2 separate regions of the Homo sapiens genome follow, and region 1 is linked to region 2. A link is a contact called in ENCODE Hi-C or POLR2A ChIA-PET data. All regions are on one chromosome and are shown on one strand. Each heading gives the region's core, a stretch centred on a gene start or an enhancer-like site at or near the end of the contact. The rest is flanking DNA. Distances are from core to core; before and after follow the strand shown.

What was found. Hi-C counts contacts between places; a loop is a spot of excess contacts on that map. ChIA-PET counts read pairs that join two places held with the same protein, here RNA polymerase II (POLR2A). Pooled maps may share reads with other maps.
Region 1: POLR2A ChIA-PET joins it to region 2 with 11 read pairs in WTC11. The contact joins two enhancer-like sites. A Hi-C loop is called at or near these places in 2 of 50 pooled maps. POLR2A ChIA-PET finds 5 or more read pairs at or near these places in 4 of 52 experiments (PC-9, WTC11 and activated CD8-positive, alpha-beta memory T cell).

Annotation. Positions count from the first base shown.
Region 1 is chr22:43,222,291-43,229,270 of GRCh38, forward strand. It overlaps SCUBE1 (signal peptide, CUB domain and EGF like domain containing 1), which reads right to left. Exons shown (of 22, transcript NM_173050.5): 9 at 6,782-6,898; 10 at 5,084-5,206; 11 at 807-926; 12 at 348-452. Among named protein-coding and RNA genes, the nearest start is that of SCUBE1-AS2, 13 kb to the left of the region's middle. RefSeq lists a silencer at 2,790-2,955 and enhancers at 3,576-4,142, 4,143-4,708. Within about 2 kb of position 4,286, at least 3 of the 41 ENCODE cell types and tissues checked have a DNase peak (open chromatin) inside an H3K27ac peak, as active enhancers do.
Region 2 is chr22:43,126,032-43,133,287 of GRCh38, forward strand. It overlaps BIK (BCL2 interacting killer), which reads left to right. Exons shown (of 5, transcript NM_001197.5): 3 at 1,666-1,764; 4 at 2,465-2,594; 5 at 3,182-3,681. The coding sequence ends at 3,274. It overlaps MCAT (malonyl-CoA-acyl carrier protein transacylase), which reads right to left. Exons shown (of 4, transcript NM_173467.5): 4 at 6,178-7,256. The coding sequence ends at 7,012. Among named protein-coding and RNA genes, the nearest start is that of MCAT, 14 kb to the right of the region's middle. RefSeq lists enhancers at 2,539-3,416, 3,017-3,066. Within about 2 kb of position 3,245, at least 7 of the 41 ENCODE cell types and tissues checked have a DNase peak (open chromatin) inside an H3K27ac peak, as active enhancers do.

The DNA.
Region 1 (6,980 bases), core at 3,036-5,535, 97 kb after region 2:
CTGACTCGGGAGAACCTAATAGCCACAGCAGATGTGGCTTGCTCCACCCATACAGTCTGAGATCTGTGCACTCACAGCACGTTAGAGTCCCTGAACCACTCTGGCTGTGACCTCAGAGCCGGAAGGGCCCTCCCACGGTCCCCTGACCCTGGGCTAGAACTCGGCCTGCAGCCTGCTGGCTTCTAGGTCCTGGGCCTGGCTCATCGCCAGCACCCCAGGCCACACGGAGCAGGGCCGAGAGCAGGAAGGTCTTCCCTGGGCGGTGCCCTTTCCTCCCCCGCCAGCATGTTGCTGGATGCAGTCAAGTCACCCAGTGGCATGCAGCATGGACAGGCCGGGGGGGTTACCTGAGCAGCTGGGCCCGAGGCCAGAGCTGGTGCCGTTGCGTTTCTGCAGCGCCTTGCCCTGCGGCCCTGGAACTCCGCAGCTCAGGACGTAGCTATTTTCCGAGTCTGCAGAGAAGCCGGTGGGTGAGGTGGGCCTGGTGCTCCTCCCTCCCACGGCCCTCAGATTCTTGGGGCCTCAGAGGGATTGTGGAGTGAGACGAAGATCAGGACAGATTCTTCTGCCAGTTTCTGCTACACAACCACAGGGAAGTGGCCAGGAGGAAGGAGCCCACTGGGTTTACTGAGAAGGACAGCGAGGCCCACAGAAAACCAGACAGCTGCCTTAGGGTCACTCAGTTATCAGAGACCCTCATTCCTAGGTCAGACTCTTTCCTGGAGGACAGCTGGGAGCAATGGTGGGACCCCAGGGAGGAAGACCCCCCTGCCACAGCATCCCATCTCAGGGACGGCCCGGGTTACCTGGCACGAAGAGTGTGTGAGCCGGGCAGGAAAGGAAGCAGCTCTCCACACCGCCTGCCTTGCTGCAGGACAGCTGGGCCCGGGGGGAGGTCTTGGCGCGAGAAAGACACTTGCCTGTCTCTATGAAGGGAGATACGAGAGAGGGCTGAGAGAGGCCAGGGCGGAGGCTTCCTGGAGCCAGGAGGGTCCTGGGTATGGCCTAATGGGGACTCCCCCAACTCCCTTCTTCCATGGCTGGGCTGGCTTGGTGGGAAGGCGCCTGGAGATCGCAGGTCCCTTGGGCGTGTGGGGATGCTGGGCCCAGACAGCTGGCTTAGTCCCTCCTCCCCTTCAGGCTCTAATCCTGGCTGTGAGAAGGTTCATGTCCCCATCCCCAGATCAGAAACTCCCTGAGGGCAGGGCTGAGCTCTCCAGGGCAGGCGTCCATTCCCACTGGGGAAAGGAACGGCGCTAAATGAACACTGGCTTCCTGGGAGGGGCCGTGGGGGGGATCGCTCGGAAGCACCTCTTTGGGGCAGCCTCTGCTACAGCCATCAGGTGTCTGGAGAAACAGCCCTCCAGAATTTCTCACTTGCTTACTTATCTTTAGAGGATGAAAAAGTCCCCCGGACTCCTAGGAAAAGACGGACGGTTCTACAGCCATGGTAAATACCAGAACTGATTTTACAGATGGCTAATTGGTCGGTGACAACCGGCTTATGTGGCACGCCTCTGAAAGCCACCTCATGAGTGACAGCCTCGCACTCTGGTCAGTCATCAATGTGGAGTTACTCCAGTGTAACCAGGCTTCCAGGTTCAGTCAAGTCACCTCCCTTCTGTAACCCACACAGGCCATGCTTCTAGACTCCCATCAACCTAATCCCAACCTGCCTGGAATAAGCTTTGCCCCAAATCCCCAGGGAAGATCAGCAGTTTGCTTTGCTCCCTGAGCCTGCCTGACCAACACAGCTCCCCCTTACTTAAGCGACAGCTCAGCTTTCTGGTTTCAGATACTGAGCGGTGGCTGATCTCATCCTTTGGTAATTCTGGAGGTTCCTCCAAGATTGTTTTAGAAACCCTTGCTTCCCAGTGTCCTTTGGGTGCCGTGGGCCACAGGTGTCCTTGGTCAACCCCCGGGGCCCACATTTTGTCTGTCCTGCTGATTGCTTTCTGCGAGGGCACCGTGTGACAACACTCTGAGCTCTCACTTGCTTTGCTGCTCTCTCGTGCTGACTGCTTTGTTAGCAAGTGGGCCTCTGGCTGGGGAGCAAGACCTTGTGTTCGGAGACACACATTTACCTGTGTGTTCTGCTGCTGGGCACTTTGCTTTTGCTTGACTATTAGATAAAGGTTTATCCCATGAGTTTTGTTGTGCTCTGACTTGTCTTGTGTTTGATGGATAGATAACAGGGTGCTCCTTGGGGACCAGATGGCGACACAGGCCCTGCATGCTTCCAACTCAATCCAAGCTGGCCCCCAGGATCAATGGTCAGAGGTCTATGATACTAGGGGCCAATTCCTGTAGGCAACTAGGCAGGGCTTTCCTTGGGTCCCTTCTAAAATCTTCCTCAGGGCGCTCCTGTTCTGCCAACACGTGAAAGGAGGCCCCTTTGTTTTCTCCATATTCTGGGGTCACAGCTGTCAGGTCACTGACTGCACGGCCCTTTCCAGCCTGTGTCTGGTTGGGGGAACCGGAACGTCATGCTAAGCACACACTTTTGACTGATGAAAGTGATGATCATGGGCTGGTTATGCCAAGGCTGCAACTTCCCTGGCTGAACTCCTGCAGCCTTATGAATTTAGACTATTATCCTAACTTGTGCTTGTCCTGGTAAATGGCAAACTGCCCCCTACTCACCACAAAACCTAAACAGCGACAACTACCACCACCAGCTTAGAATAACGTTGGTCATTGTGGGAACTTCTGACACATCAAAACTAATACATTAATATATTTAAGAGGAGCTCTAAAATGTTAGGAGACAAAATTTCATCATTTAATAGCTTCTGCCACTGGTATACCTTGGCCTCAGTTTCCTCCCACTCAAACCTTCCGAAATCCACTTGCCACTCTCTCTGCCCAGCTCCATCTTCACCAGCCACTTATCGCATCACCCCCCCACTCCTGCCCCTCCATCTCCTACACAAGCAACTCCTCCCTTAGGGTTTATCCCAGGAAAGCCAGAAATCAGATCTCTAATGCTGGATGTAAAGCCACGTCTAGAGCTATGCTGAGTGCTGAAGGAAATTTTCCTAAACTCCAGGAGACAGACAAACATTTGCTTAAGAATTCAGGATATCGCTGGATAGTTATTGTCCCGGATGATCAGATCTGTATCACAATGAGTTCACCTAAGTGTTAGGATCTTGGATGGAAGAAAAAGTTCAAAAGCAACAGATGGTAAAGAGCAGTAGAAGCGGCCGGGCTCGGTGGCTCACGCCTGCAATCCCGGCACTTTGGGAGGCTGAGGTGGGTGGATCACAAGGTCAGGAGGTCGAGACCAGCCTGACCAACATGGTGAAACCTCGTCTCTATTAAAAATACAAAAATTAGGTGATCTGGTGATCTGCCCACCTCAGCCTCTCAAAGTGCTGGGATTACAGGCGTGAGTCACCGTGCCCGGCCAAATGTTTCTTTCTGAGAAACTAAATGTGTCAGCCTCTTTCTTCTGCCACTCAGTTTCTTGCCCTTTGGAGGCAGGTTTGCGTAAACCTGCTCACCACAGAGCAATGACCCCCTAACACCCTCAATGAACAACGCTTTCCTGCAAAGAATCTGAAGGTACCATATCCTTCCTATGCTTGTAAGACGGAGATCCCCTCATGCTGCCTCCGCCACCCGTACAACCCCAAACAAGCTCTTTCCCAAAACTCAGCAGAAGAGCAGCAGTTGACTTTGTTCAGTGAGACTTTGCCTGAAAAGCACAGCAAGTCCTTCCACAAGTACGTGATAAACTCAGCCTTTGGATTTCAGATATTAAATGATGGTTTGTATTCGTTAATGTGTTCACTGACAAATATTTACTCTGTGTCTGTGATTGTCAGGGTCTGTTCCAGGTGCTGGGGCTCTAGCAGTAAATGGGACAGGCCAAGAAGACCTGTTTAACTGTGTAAAGCTTACATTCTAGTGAGGAGAGAGAGATGGACAGACAGACAGACATACACCAACACGAACCTGTAAAGTGCACATTACTTCTGGTGGCTGGGAGTGTGATGGGAGGGAAAGCAAGCTGGAAGCACAGGGGGCCCAGATGGGTGCGGAAGTGGCCAAGGCTGCGGCTCTGGGTGGGTGATGGGGCAGGCCTCACTCACAGACCCTCACAGCAAGGGAGGAGTGAGGAGTGCTGGTGTGGGGGGGCCCTCCAGGCCAAGAGAAGCGCACAGCCTCGGGCTGAGGGCTGGTGGAGGCCCTGCGAAGTCAGTGAGGCTGGCGTGAAGCGAGGGAGACAGCAGAGGGCAATCCTGTCAGCTGGCGGCAGCCTTCGGGCCATTCCAAGCGCTGTGGCTTTGATTCAGAGTCAAAGGAGGAGTTACCGGGGTTGGAAGGGGCGGAGGGTGGGGGTGGGGGCGGGGTTCTGAGCCCAGAGGGATGTTCTAACTTACATTTAAAAGGCTCACTTAGGCTGCCCTGGGGATGTCAGAGTGTGGCGGGGCAAGGACCCGGCGTGGAGGTTCCAGGAGGGCAGGCCCACAGCCCCAGCACCCAGACAGGGTCCCATGTACAGGGAACCAGGGAACGCAGGGGCCCGTCCAGAACTCAGCCTAGGGGCACCCAGTGCTGCGAGCATGCCTGCAGAGGGGGCAGGGACCATGGGCTTTCCAGGAGGCACTGCCACATCCCCTGCAACTGTGCCCCACTGAGGCTGCTGCACCCCGAGTGACCCTCCTCCTCCCCCTCAGCCTCCTCAGCAAGACAAGGGGAAGCTACCAGAGGAGAGGCCTCCACACCCACTCCCTCTAAGCTTCCAGCTCTATGGAGACATCAGCAGGGTCCCTGTGCCCCACGGCTGGGCTGCACATGGACCTGCAGATCTCCTCTGTGCCCTCCTCCCCACTTCAGGTCCCTGTTGCAGTGCCTCTGGCTGACACTGGCATGCTCTGCCTGGGACCCCCTCCTTTTCTGCAAGTCCTCATTCCCATCAGCCATACCCCAACAGCAGAGAACCTCTGCCTGGGAATGCAAGGCCTAGAGGAAAGGGAGGGGCTGTCCTGCTCACCCCCACCTCAGAAAAGCCACTGTCCCTCCCATCCAAGCCCAGGTGCAGGGGAGGGGCCAGCAGCACAGGGCGGCCACCTACCCACGCAATCCTTCCCGTTCCAGTGGAGCCGCCTCCCCGGGGGACAGACGCACTCGTAGCTGCCCTTGGTGTTGACGCAGCCCTGGTCACAGCTCCCGTTGCTCATGCTGCACTCGTCCACATCTGGAAGCACAGCGGGCGTAAGGGCAGAGGGGAGGCTGGCGGCTGGCGGCTGGCAGGGGAAGGGACCACCCAGGGCAAGAGGGCAAGAATCTCCTGACCCCACCGAGTCGGACAGCATCACGGGATGCAGATGAGCAGTGCACACGCCACACGCACACACACGCGTGGGTTTATAAGGCTCCTCACAGACCCCAGCGTCCCTTCCCCCAGGAACCTGGGTGGTTTTCTGAACTCAAGCAGCTGCACCCCAGGCTAGGGGGCAGAGGAGGTAGCACACGATTAAAGTTCCAACCCAACCAGGTTTTGTGGCGCAGGGAATGAGCACTGCTCCAGGGATTGTGAAACTGATTTTACCGTGGGACTCTGGACAAGCCCTTTTCTAGCCCCGGGTCCCCTGTGGTACAACAGACACCAGGGTGAAAGAGGTCACCGCTAAGGCCTTTCCTCCTCTGACCAAAAGCACCCGCTGAAGCTGGGGGAAGGGGCTGGGCCCCACATTCTGTTAGTTCTTGAGCTGCCTGCACTCGGCAGGCCCAGGGAAGGGGTGCCCAAGTTTTCGAGAGTCTTTCCAGAAGAATCTGTAGCCCGCCTCCAGAAGCCCAAGCACCAGCTATGTCCTGATCACATTCTTGCCTGACCCTGTCTGATCTTCAAGTGGCCTGGCATCGTGAGTGTGGCTACCCCCAGGTCACAGAAAAGGAAGAGAGAGGGGGACCGTCCTTGGCTTCCTAATCTTCACCCACCATGCCCATATAACACCAAGTCCCAGCAGCCTGGCTCTGACTCCTAAATACATCTAGAATCTTCCTCTTTGTTCCGTCGCTGCCCACCCTGCCCCGGCTCCAGCAGTGCATGCTCCCATGCCTGGAGCTGTCTTCCCAGTGGTACCCTGGATTCCACTCTCCTTTCCATGTGGTCACTGGGGCATCTAGTTCCATGAACTTGACCATATCACACCCCTGCTTAAACCCTCCACAGGCTTCTCATCTGACTGGGAATAAACCCTCAACTCCCCTGCGGGCTCACGCAGCCTGCATGGTGGGATGGCGCCCCCTATCCGCATCTTCCTCTGAGCTCCCTCCTGTGGGCTCCAGTCCTGTGGCTGCCTCTCGGTCCTTCTGTCCACTGCTTTCTCATGCGGATCCCTCTGGAGTGCCTCCCTACCCCCAGCCAAACACTCCCCCTTGAGGATCCCGAATTGCCCCTCTACTCTGCCCCTCTCTGCTGTGAGCCTCCCTGGAACGAGCTGTCTGGAATTTCCATGTATTGGTGCCCCCGCTCCTGGCCCGAGTTCTCTAGTAAATGGGGTTTCCAGCCCCGTGCCCATCTGGCCAAGGCCTGGCACTGGCAGAGACCTGCTACCCACCTCTAACCGTTCCCTGCTACCCCTTGTCTCCCCAGCCCTGCCTCACTTGTCCTTGGCTGAGCCCCTCTGCCCAGGAGTCCCCATCCTTGCTGAGGCCTCAGGCCCCCCAGGGTTGAGGGCAGGGTTGGGATGCGGGGTGCAGTGTAGGTGGCCGTGCGGCCAGGCGCGTGCCTCGGGGGGGAGGTGGCCCTGGCGGGCAGGCTGCAGACCTCCGCAGTGGGTTGTCCCGTAGAGGATGTAGCCGCGGTGACACAGGCACTGGAAGCTGCCCGGGGAGTTGATGCAGATGTGGTCACAGGTCCGCTCGAAGGAGCACTCGTCGATGTCTGCGTGGCCACAGGGAGACAAAGTTGGGGGAGGAGTTTGAGGGAGTGGTGGGTGGGCACGGCCTGTCACTCTCAGTCACTC
Region 2 (7,256 bases), core at 1,995-4,494:
TTTTTTTTTTTTTTTGAGACAGAGTCTCTGTCACCCAGGCTGGAGTGCAGTGGCATGATCTTGGCTCACTGCAACCTCCACCTCCCGGGTTCAAGTGATTTTCCTGCCTCAGCCTCCTGAGTAGCTGGGAGTGCAGGCGTGCACCAGCATGCCCGGCTTTTTTTTTTTTTTTGAGACGGAGTCTCGCTGTGTCGCCCAGGCTGGAGTACAGTGGCATGATCTCTGCTCACCACAAGCTCCACCTCCCTGGTTTACGCCATTCTCCTGCCTCAGCCTCCTGAGTAGCTGGGACTACAGGCGCCTGCCACCACACCTGGCTAATTTTTTGTATTTTCAGTAGAGACAGGGTTTCATCATGTTAGCCAGGATGGTCTCGATCTCCTGACCTCGTGATCTGCCTGCCTCGGCCTCCCAAAAAGTGCTGGGATTACAGGCGTGAGCCACCACACCCGGCCAGGACTGGCACTTTCATTCTTCCCCTGGTACAGATGAGGAACGTGAAGGCCCAGGAGCAGCTGACCTCAGTAGTTTCTACCCTGAGCCTGGAAGAGAATGGTCAGGCCTGACCTGGGCTGTTGCTTTCTGCTGGGGAATCCTGTCTCTGATGTGGCACCTCCCACAGGCCAGGGACCAGCTCCATGTTCCACAGGATTCTTTTCTGCTCAGGATTTTTTTTTTCAGCCTCAGGATTTTTAGTCATTAAGGATTTTAGAACTGGAGGCACCTGTCCATTAATGGACAAGGTTGGAGGACATGAAGCCTGGGGCAGTATTTTCCTGAGGTTTCCCAGGGTAACAGAAGGTAGGACCACAGCCCCCAACCCTGATTGCCAGCCCACACCTGTACCCCTCCCACCCGCATCCCCTCCAAGTAGGGAGTGTAGGCCCAGGGCATTGGCAGGTCAGGTGGGTGGGGCCAGGGCCCAGGGCCGGCCTCAGCTCAGGGCCCCTAGGAGTCCCACTTCCCTGGGAGTTCCCCCGGTGTAGTCACTGGGATGGAATGCACACAGGTCCCTGGTAGAGGCCCAGACCAGCAAGCTGGGAGGGTGGGGAGTGTCTTAGTCTTTGTGTGGGAGTGAATGCGGGTGGGGTGTAGGATCAAGGATGTGGTTTAGTGGGGGGCCTACTAGGGGCTTCTTAGTCCCCCCATTTGGAGAGGGGTGGTGCCAGCAGGGCTGGTTTCAGGATTGGGACCAGGACACAGGTCTTAGAGCCCCCTCACCTCCCACAAAGGAAGGTAAGCTGCAACCCCTGTGGGAAGGGGGCTCAAGGGGGCTCAGCCATCCGGGGGACTCAGCACCACCAGACCTGTCCATTCCCCTTGGTCAGCCTCAGCCATCCGGGGGCTCAGCACCCCCAGACCTGCCTGTTCCCCTTGTCCACCATTTCCACCAAAGCCCACAGGTGGGCCTGCCCCAGGATTCTTTTTGAAATAGCTTGCACCTCTGGGGCCACCCACGGATGGGACCTCATGGGTATCTCTGAATCCAAGTGGGAGCCGGAGGAGGGATACAGGGAGGCCCACTCACTGCCTGCCCCAAATCTGACACCATCTCTTATCCTCTGGGCCACTCCCAGCTGCACACAATCCGTTGGCTGGGTGGGTCCAGGTGCATGTGGCCTCCACGGCACAGCCACACCCGACTCCTGTGTGTGCTCCCTGCAGTGACGCATTGGCCCTGCGGCTGGCCTGCATCGGGGACGAGATGGACGTGAGCCTCAGGGCCCCGCGCCTGGCCCAGCTCTCCGAGGTGGCCATGCACAGGTAGCCGGCCTATGCCCTATGCCTCTACACCTGGGGAGGGGCCCTGGGCGGTGGGTGGAGGCCCTGAACACAGCACAGGGCTGGGCCCTGAGGAAGCTCTGTGGGGGATGTGCCTTGACACTGGGGCTATACTGAAACCCTTGGCTGCTTCCCGCACCTCTCCTGGGAGCCCCCAGCTCCTGGCACTCGCCCCCTGCCACCTGTCCCTGGCATTCCTGGGCAACAAAGCAGAGCCCAGGGCCCTTTTCTCTCTCGCCGTCCTCATTGAGCCCAGATGGTACATTTCCACCGTGGTCTTAAGAGGGGGTGCTACGTGAGCTCGGATCCTAGATCCTGGGGGCTGGGCCTCTCAGCGAGTCTCCGGTGGGGGAATAGAGTGGGCAGTGGCTTGTGAGGGCCCTGTAGAATGGGGGTTTATTTTCCACGTGGCCAGCTCTGGAAGACAGGGCCAAACACCCGGTGGGCTGGCGGGCGGCTGGCTGGCGGAGGAAGCAGGAAGTTGGAATGAATTTGACCACAAACAGTCCATACCACGCGGCCCCTGCAGGTGGAGGCGCCCACGGAAAGGGCCCCGGGTGGCTGTGGGGTGGGAGGGCACAGGCCCCTGCTCCCCACAGCTGTGATGGTGTCATCTAAGTACAGGCTGCCCCTACCTGCTCCTGCAGTAATGGCTTTGTCCCCCCATCCTCTTTGTCTATAGCCTGGGTCTGGCTTTCATCTACGACCAGACTGAGGACATCAGGGATGTTCTTAGAAGTTTCATGGACGGTTTCACCACACTTAAGGAGAACATAATGAGGTTCTGGAGATCCCCGAACCCCGGGTCCTGGGTAAGAGCCTTGAGATCCCTGACCCTGACTTGCGCTGCGGCCAGTGGGGGCTGTCAGAGCCGCTCCTTGGGGCGCCACAGTCCCCACCACTCCGTATCATCATCTGTGTCACCTGTGTCCACATCTGCCTGATCCCATGGGCTTTTGGGTTTGAGATGCCTGGTTCTGAGTGCACAAACCAGTGCATGGTCCTGGGTCTCCCTCTGGTCCGAGAGCCTTCACCTGGCAGGCAGGACTCCCGTCTCCTGGCCAGGGCAGGGGCCTCCCTGAGCAGCCTTCCTGGTAGCCTGGTCCCATGGTGTCCACTCGGCACCGCCCACCACAAGGGCAGCTGACTGCCCTCACCTGTGCCCACCGGGTGTCTTTGCCTGTGTCCCGCAGACTGGCAGGCCCAGGCCACGCTGGCCTCTCTGGCCACGTCCTCAGGGCCACTTTCCCCCTCTCCTGAACTCCTTCCTTCTCTGGTCCCCTCGAGCTCCTTCCCAGTCCCCACCCTCCTGGGCTTCCCCTTGGCACTCCGCTGTCACCCGTCTGGCCCCATTGCCGGGGCCTGCCCCGAGCCTGACTCCTCTGCTTTGCTCCCACAGGTGTCCTGCGAACAGGTGCTGCTGGCGCTGCTGCTGCTGCTGGCGCTGCTGCTGCCGCTGCTCAGCGGGGGCCTGCACCTGCTGCTCAAGTGAGGCCCCGGCGGCTCAGGGCGGGGCTGGCCCCACCCCCATGACCACTGCCCTGGAGGTGGCGGCCTGCTGCTGTTATCTTTTTAACTGTTTTCTCATGATGCCTTTTTATATTTAAACCCCGAGATAGTGCTGGAACACTGCTGAGGTTTTATACTCAGGTTTTTTGTTTTTTTTTTATTCCAGTTTTCGTTTTTTCTAAAAGATGAATTCCTATGGCTCTGCAATTGTCACCGGTTAACTGTGGCCTGTGCCCAGGAAGAGCCATTCACTCCTGCCCCTGCCCACACGGCAGGTAGCAGGGGGAGTGCTGGTCACACCCCTGTGTGATATGTGATGCCCTCGGCAAAGAATCTACTGGAATAGATTCCGAGGAGCAGGAGTGCTCAATAAAATGTTGGTTTCCAGCAGTCTCTGGTCCTCTCTGGGGGGTTGGCAGCACCAGCACGGGCTTCCTCTCGCCCCAGGGAGGCACACTGTGTTGGTGGGGAGGGCAGGGCCTGTGTGCTCCTAATCAGATCCTTCCCTGCAAAAGGGGACCGCAAATGCTGCCTTGGTTTGGCCCGACGGTTTGCCTTCTCCCTTGTCCCGGTCTGTGGCCTAAAATCCACTGTTGGGGGTTATTTCCTTTGGGCTTTCAGTTCCTCTTTAGGGGATGCCTGCCTCTCCCTGCACAGACTCCTCACCACAGGGATGCAGCCGTGGCTCCGCTCACAGGGAGAGGTGTGGTGGGGATTGGGGAGCAGGACAAGGGGCACCAGGGGCAGGAGGGCCAGGACCCTGCTTTGTACCTTTGTAGGCTTGGTACCTGCCCTGGGCCTTGCCTCGTGCCATTTGTAGACCCCACCAGGCCTCCCTCCCAGGACATCGGCTCTGTGTCTGCCCTCCACCCCAAATGTCAAAGCTGGGCTGGGCCGGCCACCATTCTCCAGCCCCCAACCCCCCTCATCCCCAGAGCTGGGAGATGCAGCTGTTCATACCTCCCAGGCTGGCTGGGCAGACCCTGCATCCTGCTCACTCCTCCCTCCATCCTGGCCTCCAAACCAAAGGGGACCTCCAATAGGCTTTCCTGCCTCCTTATGTCTTCTCTCCCCAAGGTCTGGCCCTTTGCAGCCTTTTTTTTTTTTTTTTTTTTTTTTTTTTTTTTTTTTTAATTAAGAGACTTGGCTTTCCTGTGTTGCCCAGGTCGGCCACCAACTCCTGGGCTCAAGCAGTCCTCCCACCTCAGCCTCCCAAATAGCTGGGTCTGCAGGCACACACACCACTGCACACAGCCCTTTGCAGCTTTGAGGCCTGACTTCACACACCGTTTTTTTTTTGTTTGTTTTTGTTTTTTGTTTTTGAGATGGAGTCGGCCGGGCTGGAGTGCACTGGCGCGATCTCGGCTCACTGCAACCTCTGCCTCGTGGGTTCAAGCGATTCTCCTGACAGCCTTCCGAGTAGCTGAGACTACAGGCATGCACCATCACGCCCAGCTAATGTTTGTATTTTTATTTTGAGATGGGAGTTTTGTGATGGTTGCCCAGGTTGGAGTCCAGTGGCTTGATCTTGGATCACTGCAACCTCCACCTCCTGGTTCAAGTGATTCTCCTGCCTCAGCCTCCTGAGTAGCTGGGATCACAGGCATGTGCCACCAAGCCTGGCTAATTTTGTATGTTTAGTAGAGGTGGGTTTCGCCATGTTGGCCAGGCTGGTCTTGACTCCTGGCCTCAGGTGATCCGCCCACCTCGGCCTCCCAAAGTGCTGGGGTTGCAGGCCTGAGCCACCATGCCTGGCCAATTTTTGTATTTTTAGTAGAGATGTAGTTTCACCATGTTGGCCAGGCTGGTCTTGAACTCCTGACTTCAGGTAATCCACCCGCCTCAGCCTCCCAAAGTGCTGCAATTGCATGTGTGAGCCACCGTGCTTGGCTGGAGACCACTCTTGTTGGCCAGAGGTGGGCGGGCTTGTGAGTGAAATGTAAAGGCATCAGGCCAGGCCAGGATGTGCTCAGCAAAGACAGGCTGAGCCCTGATCTGGACAGAATGTTGTTCCATGGAGAACACTTTTTTTTCACAATGGAGTCTCGCTCTGTCACCCAGGCTGGAGTGCAGTGGTGTGATCTCAGCTCACTGCAACCTCCGCCTCCCAGGTTCAAGCGATTCTCCTGCCTCAGCCTCTCAAGTAGCTGGGATTACAGGTGCGCACTGCCATGCCCAGCTGATTTCTCTTACCCCTTCATGGGCTTGGATCTTGCCCCAGGCCATGAGGACAAGGGTAGTGCAGAGAGAGCAAGTGGTAAGGCCTGCTGTCCCTTACTGCTGTCCTCCTGGAGAGGCAGACCCCTCCCTTATTTGGGATTTTGTTCCTCAGAGCTGAACGTGGCCATCCTTCCTGCAGCGCTGCAAGAGAACCTGGACGTGGAGAGCCTGGGTCTCCTGAGGCTGCCATTGCTTGAAGCTTTCAGGGAAGGAGCTTCAAACATGCTCAGTACTTAAAATAATCAAGTTCTCTGTGCAATACAGATTTAAGACATAGTTCTTTCCAAAGAACTGTCGCACTCCCAGGGACGCGCATGCAGGCTGCAGTGGGAATCACATCGCATCGGCTTTTGTGTTTTCAGCCAGGGCTTCGAGACATGCAGGGTGTCTGGGGTCACAATGCCTGGAAGTGCTGCTGGTGTGTAATGGCCCGGCACCAGGGCAGCTGCCCAAGAGTGGGACATTCCCATATAAGGAAGGAGGGTTCTGCCCAAAGGCCAGCTGGGCCCTGCTGAGAAACACCAGAGAACTAAAAATGTGAAAATGAGGAACCCTATCCAGGACTTGACGTGTCTACACAATGGTAACATTTTAAGACAATCAGAGAGTTCATTCCCAATAATATTTTCCCACTATCTCTGTATAATGAACAACCACCCAAGCAGCTTGGAATGTCTCATACTTAATATTGGCGCAGGAGCTGCTCTGAGGACGGGGCATGGAGCCAGGGGTCAGCTCCGAGGCAGGTATGTGCTGTGCTCCCTCTGGCGCCCCGCAGACCCGCAGTCCCAGTGGGTGACCAGGGTGTTCCTCCATGGTTCCACCCCTAGGACCAGGGCCTCAGTCGCCCTCCCTACCTGGCACTCCCCACACCCCGCACCTCACTCAAGGACCTTTCTACCAGAACAGAGCGCACTCACTCTCTAGCACACAGCAGGCAATACATATCTCTTGGGTATGTCCATAAATGTGGGCCTCTGTCTCCCAGCTGTCAAGTGAGGAGGTGAACAAAACTGCCAAGGCCAACTGGGTTCTAAAACCTTTCAGATTTGTGACAAAGGAGCCCTGGGGGGCAGGCTGGGGGTGGTGGAGGGGCTCCCCTGGCACTGGCTGAAATTGAGGCCACACCAGCATGTTCTCAGCACTCACAGAGCAGGACAGGCTGCAGCAGCCAGTCCTCCCCTTCCCGCTGAGATGGCACACCTGCCTATGGTGCAGGGCTGGCAGAGGCGGGGCCAGGATTCTAGCTTCCCCACACACCAGCCCTGTGGCATCATTCTTCCCAACGTCCAAACGTTTTTCCAAGGGGGAGAAATGGACTGGGTCATGTAAAGAAATACTCATTTTTAGGGCTTTTTATGTGGCCTTCAAAGCACGTTGCAAACAAATCCCTTTCACTCCTCAGAGGAGGAGCCATTAGGAAGGTAGGGGGCGACAGGCACAGCCTACAGCCTCTCCTCAGGAGGACAGAGGGGGTCATCGCATTTGAGCCCCCTGCAGTCATCTCGGGGGCTCCTGAGGGTCCAGGTCCACATGTTCGAGGGTCTGCAGCACATCCACGGCGCTGTAGGACTTCCAGGCCTGCATGTTACAGCTCTTCAGGATGGCTCCCAGCTGCCTGCCAGGGCCTACTTCGAAAGTTTGGGGGAACCCCCTGCCCTTTTTCCTTTCGTATATGGCATGCATCGTCTGCTCCCACTTCACTGGGGAGACCAGCTGCTGGGCCAGCAGCTTGTGGATGTGCC